Linked DNA regions of Homo sapiens: region 2 is linked to region 1. A link is a contact called in ENCODE Hi-C or POLR2A ChIA-PET data. All regions are on one chromosome and are shown on one strand. The core of a region is the stretch at or near the end of the contact, and the rest is flanking DNA. Distances in the headings are between cores, read along the strand shown.

What was found. A loop is a pair of places that touch in the nucleus more often than their neighbours do. ChIA-PET counts read pairs that join two places held with the same protein, here RNA polymerase II (POLR2A). Pooled maps may share reads with other maps.
Region 2: a map of chondrocyte shows a loop between it and region 1 (4-fold over the local background). The contact joins the promoter of RBMX2 here to the enhancer-like site in region 1. A Hi-C loop is called at or near these places in 2 of 168 maps with a recorded cell type or tissue (PC-9 and chondrocyte) and 10 of 50 pooled maps. POLR2A ChIA-PET finds 5 or more read pairs at or near these places in 1 of 52 experiments (OCI-LY7).

The regions. Positions count from the first base shown.
Region 1 is chrX:129,597,878-129,603,328 of GRCh38, reverse strand. No RefSeq gene overlaps it. Among named protein-coding and RNA genes, the nearest start is that of APLN, 54 kb to the left of the region's middle. RefSeq lists enhancers at 1,737-2,237, 2,238-2,738. Within about 2 kb of position 2,273, at least 2 of the 41 ENCODE cell types and tissues checked have a DNase peak (open chromatin) inside an H3K27ac peak, as active enhancers do.
Region 2 is chrX:130,399,023-130,404,473 of GRCh38, reverse strand. It overlaps RBMX2 (RNA binding motif protein X-linked 2), which reads right to left and starts at 2,487. Exons shown (of 6, transcript NM_016024.4): 1 at 2,437-2,487; 2 at 2,104-2,219; 3 at 621-672. The coding sequence starts at 2,441.

The DNA of each region.
Region 1 (5,451 bases), core at 1,024-3,523:
ACTCCAGCCTGGGTGACAGATCGAGACTCTGTCTCAAAAAAAAAAAAAAAAAAAAAAGGATGTAAACCTGAATAGGATGTAATGCCACTGTAAACAAGTCTGAAGTGTATGGTGGCAGCAACAGACTGCTTCAGATAGAGTTTGGAGACAGCTGCAGACAGAGGAGTGAGTGGGGTTTATGGAGCGAGAGAGAGAGTATAGAGTAAGAAGAGAAGTGACCCAAGCCTAAACCTCAGCACATGCCATCATCTAGTGGCGGGGCCAAGAAAGTAGAGGAGCCTGCAATGGAGATGGAGATGGAGTGGTTGGTGAGGCAGCAGGAACTCTGGGAAGAGTGTGGAGTTCCTGCACCCCGGTGAAGGGAGTGTTCCTGAAGAAGGGGTGGAATGCTGCTGAGAGGTTGGGTTAGGTGAGGACTGAGAAACGACCTTTGGTTTTGGCAGCATGGAGGTTGCTGGTGACCTTGGTGAGAATCATGTCAGAGGAATGGGCTAGAAAGGGTTGAGGGGTGAGTGGAGGTAAGAAAGTGGGGACAACAAGTGGAGACAACTCGTTCAAGAAATGTGGCTCATACCTGTAATCTCAGCACTTTGGGAAGCCGAGGTGGGTGGATCACCTGACGTCAGGAGTTCGAGACCAGCTGACCAACATGGTGAAACCCTGTCTCTACTAAAAATATGAAAAATTAGTCGGGCGTGGTGGCATGTGCCTGTAATCCCAGCTACTAAGGAGGCTGAGGCAGGAGAATCACTTGAACCTGGGAGGCAGAGGTTGCAGTGAGCCGAGATCGCGCCACTGCACTCCAGCCTGGGCAACAGGAGCGAAATTCTGTCTCAAAAAAAAAAAAAGAGAGAAAAAAAAAAAAAAGAAAAGAAATGAGAAATGTGATTGTGGAGGGGATGATAGAATGGTAGAGGAGGAAACTTCTATCCTTCAGCCATCACCCCCACGTATCAGGTCCAACAGTCCTAGAAGTGAGTGAAGAAATTCTATTACGATTTTACCACTATTCCATGGCTCCAAAATCCTTGTATTAGTTTCCCAGGGCTGCAGTAACAAAGTACCACAGTGGGAGGCTTAGAAACATGTTGTCTCACAGATCTGGAGGCCAGAGTGTGAAATCGAGGTCAGCAGGGTTGGTTCCTTCTGAGGGCTGTGAAAGAGAATCTGTCTCATGCCCATCCTGAGCTTCTGATGGTTTGCTGGCAATTTTTGGCATTCTTTGGCTTAGAGATGCATCACCCTGATCCCTGCCTTTGCCTTTACACAGTGTTCTCCCTGTGTGTGTGTCTCTGTCCAAATTTCCCTTTTTTATAAGGAAACCAGTTATATTAGATTAGGGCCCACCCTACTCCCAGTATAACCTCATCTTACTTAACTAATTATATCTGTGACGAGTCTATTTCCAAATAAGGTCACATTCACAGGTACTGGGGATTAGGACTTCAACATATCGATTTTGGGGGGATACAACTGAACCTGTAACAAGCCCCATTCCCTTTTGGTCTCCTTCCTCTCCACTTTGCTGTGCCATCTTCTGGCCAGGGATTAGTCTGTTTCTTCCCAGGTCACAACTGTGTTTCTCCCCGCCTCTCCAACTGCCTCGATTGATTCCATCGTTCCTTCCCAGCTGACCCCTCTCCAGAGAAGATCGAAGTCATTACCTTTCAGCAGTGAGATCACCTCCCAACCATTGTTGACACTTTCAAAATAACTTGAAACATTGATGGACAGTGAAAGAGGCAAGAGAGGAAAATGTGATTTAATTCTACCTGTGTTCAATGAAGAGTGCTGAAACTTCCATGAACTTTAGATACTTTTAACCTAGTTCTGAAAAAAAAAAGTTTTTGTTTTTGTGGACTTTTAAGGCCATAAGTAAGAGACTGTAAGGAGAAAAGTCAACCGAATTTCCCAAAATAGAAATGATCATGAAATAAGAAAAGTAACTGCAGCTTTAAATACCAATTTTATTATACAACTGGAAACCGTCATTCTCCTCTGCCATCTAGTGGCCACAGCTACAATCAGAAAACGATCCTTGCTCTTCAAAGCCAGGGCCACCGTTAGAGGTAGAGGGGTATAGCCCATTGTTGTCAAATGGCCTTTACAAGTGTGCTTGGCCCGTGGACATGCCTTAGAACTCCATGCTCCACGGTGCTGCCTCCGAGGTGCACAGTCAAGATGGGACCTTTGCTGCCCAGCTGTGTCAGCAGCTGGAGGACAGATGCCTGCGGGTGCGAGGGAGAGGGCAGGCTTGTGATGTGAGGGAGCTGCGGTGAGCGACTGTGCTGGCAAGGCCCTGTCCAGCCGCCTATGTGCTTGAGCAGGACACTGTGTTCATTCATCCCAACACACAGAAGTGCCTTTCTTTCATGAAATAATGTTTTCCTTAATCTTTTTCTGATTATAAAAGTCATACATCTTCATTGTAGAGCATTTAGAAAACCAGACATATAAATAAGAGTAAAAAAAAAAAAAAATTGAGATTGGCTCCAGAGAGTGGCTTGGGGGCTTTATCCTAATCTCCATCAGCACCCCCATAGTGACTCTGAATATAGATGCAGTGTAAGGCAAAACCCTGCTTGCTAAGCAAAGGCCATCTTGCAGCTTCAAGACGAATCCCCTAGCCTACCTTTCGATGGTTTCTAAACCCTCCTATGTAGACATTCTGAAGCCACGACTGCCCATGATGCCACCCTCTAGGGGTGACTGCTATTAACAGTTTGGAGAATGGACTTCCACTATTTTTGTGCCTATGTATTATCTTTATATCTGATATTTTAAATTTAGGAACATTAGGTACATACCTACTTATATGCTGCCTTTTCCACCTCATGTTATATCCTAACATTTTTCCACATCACAATTCCTCAAAAACATTATTTGAAAAGGCGCCATAATATATCCATAAACATCTACAATGTGTTTACCCTTCTTCTGGTGATGAAGGTTATGTAAATTGCTTTGTTTTTTGTGCTAATGAGTATGTTGAGATGAACAGGGGTGGACTTACGCCATTGCGCTCCTCTAGGGTGATTTCCTAGAAGTGAAATTACGAGTGTGAATGCTTCCAGGCTCTTAATGCATGTTGCCACATTGCTTTTAGAAAGGTGACACTTATTTACTCTTGTCCAAGCAGCAGGCGGGCTTGTTTTTCCTTGCCTTTGCCAACACTGGAATAATCAATGATGAAGATTACTGGATGCCAGGCATCAGGCTAGCTGCTGGAGATATGATAGTAAGGGGAGGAAAAGATGTGGTCTCTGCCTCAGCAGCGTTCCTGAGCTGGTGGGAGAGAGTGACCTTGATCAAATAATAAATGTGTAATTACAAAGTGAAGGAGAGGAAAGGGTGCAAGGAGAGCGTGTCACAAGGACATGTTACAGCCTAGGCTAGGAGGTGGCCAGGGAAAGCTCCTCAGAGAAAGTGTTGTTTTCGCAGAGACTGAGGCCTTGGGAGGAGTTGGCTCTGTGGTGAGAGGGAGCAAGGAGCAGACAAGGACAGAAGTCCAGTCTGAAAAAATGGGGGATGGGTCTACGGCCATACCACCGTGAATGTGCCTCATCTCATCTGAAAGAATGGGGGATGGCAGGATGTGGGAGGAGGCTTGAGTCCATGACAAGCAGACAAGCCAAGGCTTGTGGGTCCAGGTAAGAATTCTGGGACCCAGAGAGGGGTGATGTGATCAGACTTGCCTTTGGAAAATCACTTAAGATAAAAAAAAAATGTTAATCATGGTAAAAAGCACAAAACAGGGGCCAGGCACGGTGGCTCATGCTTGTAATCCCAGCACTTTGGGAGGCTGAGGGCAGATCACGAGGTCAGGAGTTTGAGACCAGCCTGGCCAACACAGTGAAATCCTGTCTCTACTAAAAATACAAAAATTAGCTGGGCATGGTGGCGGGTGCCTGTAATCCCAGCTACTCGGGAGGCTGAGGCAGGAGAATCGCTTGAACCTGGGAGGCGGAGGTTGTAGTGAGCCAAGATCGCGCCACTGCACTCCAGCCTGGGTGGCAGAGCTAGACTCAAAAAAAAAAAAAAAGCACAAAACATAAAATTGATCATCTTAGCCATATTTAAGTGTAGAGTTCAATAGTGTTAGGAGTATTCACATTGCTATGCAATGAATCTCCAGAACATTTTCATCTTGCAAAGCTGAAACTGTATACCCATCAAACAACTGCCCATTTCCCCAATCCCCAGCCCCTGGTAACACCATGCTTCTTTTCTCTATGGATTTGACTATTCTAGGGACCTCATAGAAGTAGAATCATACAGTGCTTTTTGGGACTGGCTTATTTCGTTTAGCATAATGTCCTCAAGGTTGATCCATGTAGCAGCATGTGTCAGAATTCCTTCCTTTTTAAGGCTGAATCATATTCCATTGTATGTAGAGAACTAACACATTTTGTTTTTCTATCCATGGACATTTGGGGTGCTTCCATCTTTTGGCTATTGTGAATAATGCTGCTAGGAACATGGGTGTGCAAATATAGCTTTGAGACCCTGCTTTCAATTCTTTTGGATATATCTCTAGAAGTGGGATTGCTGAACCATATGGTAGTTCTAGTTCTAATTTTTTAATAAACTTTGAGAATCAATTTTAAAAAGCAAATTTAACAAGGCTGATTTTGTTGCCTACAAAACAATAGAAAATAACAGTACTGTGTGGTTGCTAAAAACTATTATCTTCTTGGATTACATTAATATAATTCAGTAAGTCCCCCCCTACCACATGAACTCCTCTAAAGTTAATAGAGCTCAGAATGAATAATTAAATGTATATACATTTCAGGAACACTTATTGGATACACTTATGCTTTAACAGACAATCTTTATTTATTAGCCAAACATCATTGAACACTTACTCTCTGCAAGGCATTGTGGGGAAACTAAAATACGCCCAGCTTGGTTCCCACTCTCCTGAAGCTTCCAGTCCCAAAGGGGCAACAACATCCTTTGGTATGTAGTGTGTTAAAATAGTGGTACAGAGGGCAGGTTCTAGGAGTTCGGGGGAGGGGGGTGGTGGGCAGGGGTTGTGGGAAAAGGCTTCCTGGAAGAGGTGACATTTGGGTTTGATGGGGTTTGGGCAGGTGGAGAGGTGGGGGCTGGAGGGTTCCAGGTGGCTGGTACAGACCACCGAGCCAAAGCAGAGAGTGCGCATGAGTTTAGGGAAGGGAACGGCATGAGAAGGTCGAGTGGGAGACTCAGCCTGAGAGGTGGGTGGAAGAGACTAAGGAGAGCTTTGCATGCCAGGCAGAAGGATTGGAACTTCTGTGGCAAGTGGGCTGGGGGGCCAGCAGGGGTCTGGAATAGGGGAGAGACATCAAAACAGTGCAGTGATGTGTACAGGGAGAGAAACTGGCAACTGAGAAATTAGTTAGAAAGGAGTTAAATACATCAGGCGATTTAACTCCTTACATGAGGCAATGAGTGTTTGAATTTTATTGG
Region 2 (5,451 bases), core at 1,238-3,737, 800 kb before region 1:
AGCCCCTCTCCTACCAGCTGCTACTACCAGTATGAGCTGCCAACACCCTCTCCCATGAAATGCTGCTGCTAACACCTCAGCAGAATGAAGAATATACAGGTCTCCTATTCATTCTTGTTCCCTTCGGGCTGTGATTCTCAGCCTCCAGGCAGAGATTGCCTTTGCTCACTAACCTTACACTCATCGAGAAACAAAGAAAGCAAACTACGACCTTCTGTTTTTTACCCCAATTTCCTCTGTGCTTTGCCCCAATCGTATGACGCCACACAGGTAAGGGCCAGAAGGGCCCTGTGACCATGGGTTACCCCTAGTTTGCAAGAGCCCAAGGAGTCCAGTCTGTTCCAGTCTAGGCCCAGGCTGAACAAGCCTCAGTGAAAAACAACAGAAATAGACTAGGATCCCCAAGATGCCCTCCCAAATTAACAAACCTCTTGGATCTCCCACAGAACATTCTAGAACCATGTCCTGGGACTGATCTAGAACAGAAGCTCCAGCCCTCCCCATGCAGGGATGCCATTCAGCCTAGAGTGAAAATAAGTGGTTTTTGTGATGCCACAAAATGTATTACAGAAACAAAGTACTCTGTCGACTCAGGAGGCAGGAAATGAAAGGACACTTACTGTGAGAACACACAGATGATGTCCCCTTCAGTCAGTTCATAAGGAAGCCCTCCTAGAAGAGAAAACCACATTTCAGTTCCACCAACATTTACCAAGTGTTTACTACATACCACGCACTAGGCCAGGCACTAGGGGTGGAAACAGTAAGCAACAGGCCCTGCCCTTAAAGAAATCAAGTCTGGGCTGGGCACCGTGGCTCACGCCTGTAATCCCAACACTTTGGGAGGCTGAGGAGGGTGGATCACCTGAGGTCAGGTGTTCGAGACCAGCCTGTCCAACATGGCGAAACCCCGGCTCTACTAAAAATACAAAAAAAAATCAGCCAGGTGAGGTGGCGGGCACCTGTAATCCCAGCTACTCAGGAGGCTGAAGCAGGAGACTCGCTTGAACCCAGGAGGCAGAGGTTGTAGTGCGCCGAGATCGTGCCATTGCACTCCAGCCTGGGCGACAAGAGTGAAACTCCAGCTCAAAAAAAAGAAAGAAAGAAAGAAATTAAGTCTGACTCAATGACAGAAGTACATGTAAGGTGCCAGTAGTACAGAAAAAGGAGTAATTAATTTTGAGTGGAAGTCGGGGTCACCACTAACGAAACTAATCTGATCACTCAGTCCTCCTGCCACCCAAAATCCTATGGACAAAGCAGATAGTTTCCATCACAAACCTCTGCTTCCACAAACATGTTGAATTCATCTGCTCATTACCCACAAATTTACAGCTATGATACAAAATCAGTCTACATATGTCATGATTAACCCCACCTACACATAGACAAAGGTTATAAAGACACTGTTAAGCATTTCCTAGGGAATAATTTCCCCTCCAAATATTTATTTCCTCATTTGTAAGATGGGGATATTAGCACGTAACTCGCAAGATTATTATAAGAGTTAAATAAAACGATGTATATAAAGTGCTTAGCACAATGTTTGGTACAATAACCTCTTTGAAGCATCAAACTTGTACAATTACTGATTGTGATATAAAGTGAATACAGTAATGGTAACGTGGCCATGGACTAGAAAGCAGGAGCTAGAGGAGCAAAGTGAATTCTGGAAGGGAAGGGGAATGGGGGAGGGTGGTGGTAGCAATATGGAGCTGTGGCTAAGACCAAGAGTTCTAGAATGCTATAGTTCTGCCTGTTGCGCTTACTAGCTATGTGACCTTAAGGAAGTCCCTTAACTTCTCTGCACCCCAATTTCCTCAGCAGTATAATGGGTCAGAGGGTGAGAGAGAAATAACAACAGTCCCTGAACCTTAGCACAGCAAATGGCAAACAGTAACTCTCATGAGCACTGATTTGGCAGGGAAGGAAAACTAAAAATGGGGCAGAAAAGAGATGTAACACGGATTCCCGGGCAGACAGCAGATGGATATGAAGGTGGGCGATGAATGTAAGCAGGAGTGAAGGGTGAAAATGCCGAAATAGTCGGAAACCGAGCAGGAGAATCTGGAGAGCACTGAGGAAGAAAGATGTGGACCTCACCCAGGAAGATCCAGGCGCTGTCCTTGTACTCGGAGTGCCAGGACACCTTATCGGCCACCCCAAGCTGGACCTCTCGTTCATTCAGCTCGTTGATCAGCTTCACCTTAGTTAAAGGGCTTCACGGTGGCGGGGGGGGTGGGGAGGGTAGGCAGAAAAGCAGACAAGTAAGTGCGAACCGGCCGGAGCTGAGGAAGAGCAAAACTAGGGGACGAGCTGTTCCAGTCCCCGCGCCGCTCCCGCCCCTCGGCCCCGCAGACGCTCTACCACACCAGTCCCGGTGGACCACCCCCAGTGGCCCGCTGCTCCTTCCTCAAAAGGAAGCTGACGCCTTACTTCATCTCCTCGGGTTCGCGCTCAGCACTCAGGAATCAGCGCCCGGGAAAGGCAGCGCAGCGCATGCGCGGCCCCGGCGCCAGTGGCCAGTCGATTCGGTGACCTCGCGCCGGAAGAGCCGGGGCGTACCGGGGCGTGGCGCCTGCGCACTAGCAGCCTTCCGCGCTGCGTGCGGTTACCTCTTGGAGAGGTGGTTTTTCTCTAGTTTTTCGCTTTTTCTTCTCTGTGAAATGGGGTAAAGGCACAAGCCTGGGCTGTTGCAGGACCCCCACCTCTTGAACGATATCTGAAACTGGTTAGATTAGCTATAAATATTTGCTGAGTGAACGGAACAAGCAGCCTGATGTGGCGACTTTAGTCTCAGCCCTCGCTCCCAGTCCAGAGTCCCACTTGGACCTTCGCTCCTAGTCAGTTGCTAAAGCACAGACCCATCAAAGCATCCCTGTCATGGCAGAAAAGTGAAGAAGATAGGTGAAAAGGTAAATCTTCTGTTGTCCTTATCCCAATACATAGGCAACAGACCAGTGTGCTTCTATAGGCTGAATCGAATACCTACACATTTGCATGAGAACTGCTGCACTTACTCTTTTCCATAGGCTCTCTCCTAGTTGAGCAGGAGGCAGAAATTAATATTGTTAAATTAATAGCTAACAATTGAGCAGATGATGTACTATACGATGCTAGAGTATGTACTAAGCAATTTACATGTATTGTCTCTCCACCCTCACAACAACCCAATAAAGCAGAGAAAATTACAATCCCTAGCCGGGCACAGCAGCTCAGCCTGTAATCCCAGCACTTTGGGAAGCTGAGGTAGGAGGATTGCTTGAGCTCAGGAGTTCGAGACCATCCTGGGCAACATAGCAAGACCCTGTCTCTAAAATAAAGGGAAAAAAAGGGGGGCCAAGTGTGGTGGCTCATGCCTGTCATCCCAACACTTTGGGAGGCTAAGACGGGTGGATCACCTGAAGTCGGGAGTTCAAGACCAGCCTGGCCAAGATGGTGAAACTCTGTCTCTACTAAAAATACAAAAATTAGCCAGGCATGGTGTCACACGCCTGTAATCTCAGCTACTCAGGGGGCTGAGGCAGGAGAATCACTTGAACCTGGGAGGCAGAGATTGCAGTGAGCTGAGATCGCACCACTGCACTCTAGCCTGGGCAGCAGAGTGAGACTCCTTTTTATTTAAAAAAAAAAAGAAAGAAAAGAAAAAAAATTTCCACCCTCATTTTGTAGAGGAAGAAATGAGGCTCAAAGGAATAAATTAACTTGAAAGGTACTCTACCTGCACCCGTCAGGTCAGGTTGATTTAATCAGTCCTTACTGAACATCTAGATTTGTCCTGTACAGCTAAGGTCTGTAGACAGGAGTATCAGGGTGGGTCCTCTGCCTTCAAGGAGCTAATATTATAATTAAGGGGACAAGATATATTTGCTTGATAGATTTCAACCAGAAATATCTAGAAACCAGTGGAAGAGATTATTAATGTATAATATGTGATTTAACCCATATTGACAGTTTGAATCCATTTTGCATGTGTCCACATCAATACCTGCTCTTGGACTATGATGTTCTAAAAGTGAAAGTCCAGAGCTGTGCGGCCTAACTCAGAGCACCAGATATTAGGTCCTTCATAAAAGCATTTTGATGATGATAACAACTGTACCCTCAAGTGGCCCACCATGTAACCAATGTCCTGCCAAGAAGGAGAACAGAGGCTGCCCACCAATGACAGTTCCTCCTCATTCATTCTGTGTCTGTTCCCCCCTCCCCATTCCAACCCAGCTATTCATTAACTTTGTAAAATTATCTTGGCAATGAAAGCTAAACAGTGACAGATTGCACATGGGGTTTATCTGCTCCTAGGAATCTCAGGTTGCTTAGTTGTGGGTTGAAGTAGCCATTGCAGAGTGGTAAACTAGCATGCAGCATTATCTTGCTGACTTCTTCAAATGGCTGTGAAATGAGAGAGTTAAGACTATACCTGGGGATTAGTCATCAGTGTTCCGAGAGAAGCTGGAGCAAAAGAGTAGAATAAGACCAATTTAGATTGAGAACATGAGAAGGCTATTATTACTATGCAGCTGGTAGGTTCAGCAGAGGTATTCTGAAGGTGAGAGAGCTGAATATTGCTCCAGTTTTCCTGGAACTGAGAGGTTTCTGAGACTTCTGACTTTTGGAGCTAAAATTGGCAACCCCAGAACAAACCATGATGGTTGATCACCCTAGGAGATCCTGAAGTAAATAACGAAGCAAGGAAGTCGGATTTTCCATAGATGTACTTGCATTTGGCAGGAATTGGTAGGTAAGATGATGCCTAGAGATACCCGTAAGTCTGAGTTGAAAAGAGGTGGGGATGCAGAGGACCCTCTGAATCTAACATCTGAAAGTAGAACGAGGGTTTGGCATCCAAGGTGGCTATAAGTGATCTCCACCAATAGCATCCATTTAGAAAATATTCTATGCAGTATTTAGTTCTAGCTTCTGAGGGTAATGCTAAGGTAGTCAAAGGCAGTCCCCACATTCAAGGAAAGGCTGAACTATCTAGCCAGAGTCATCTCCCAACTTCCCACCACCACACCACACCCCCAAACAGTTTTTCCTCCAGACTTCCCTATTTTGGGCAATATTATCACCATTTTCCTGGTTGCCCATACTCAAAAACATGGGTTTCATATTTCAGTCTTCCCTATTCTTCACCTCAACATATCCATTCACTCACCAAGTCCTAACAATTGTACTATTGAAGTATCTATAAAATGTGTCTCTTCCAGTCACAGTCCTATCTGAGCCATTAGTACATGCCTCCTAGCTCTTTCAGTACTCTTCTAGCTGCCCCAGCCCCTACTCTCCATTCTCTTCTGTCACTGCTCCCCCACTAAAAAACTCAACTTAAGCCGGGCTCCACTTCTATCCATTCCCTCGAAGGCCCCTTTCATCATCCCACCTAGGCACCTCTGCTGAGAGAGCCTCATAGCCCTGGACCACCCTCCTCTCTCTCACTGAAATCTGCCC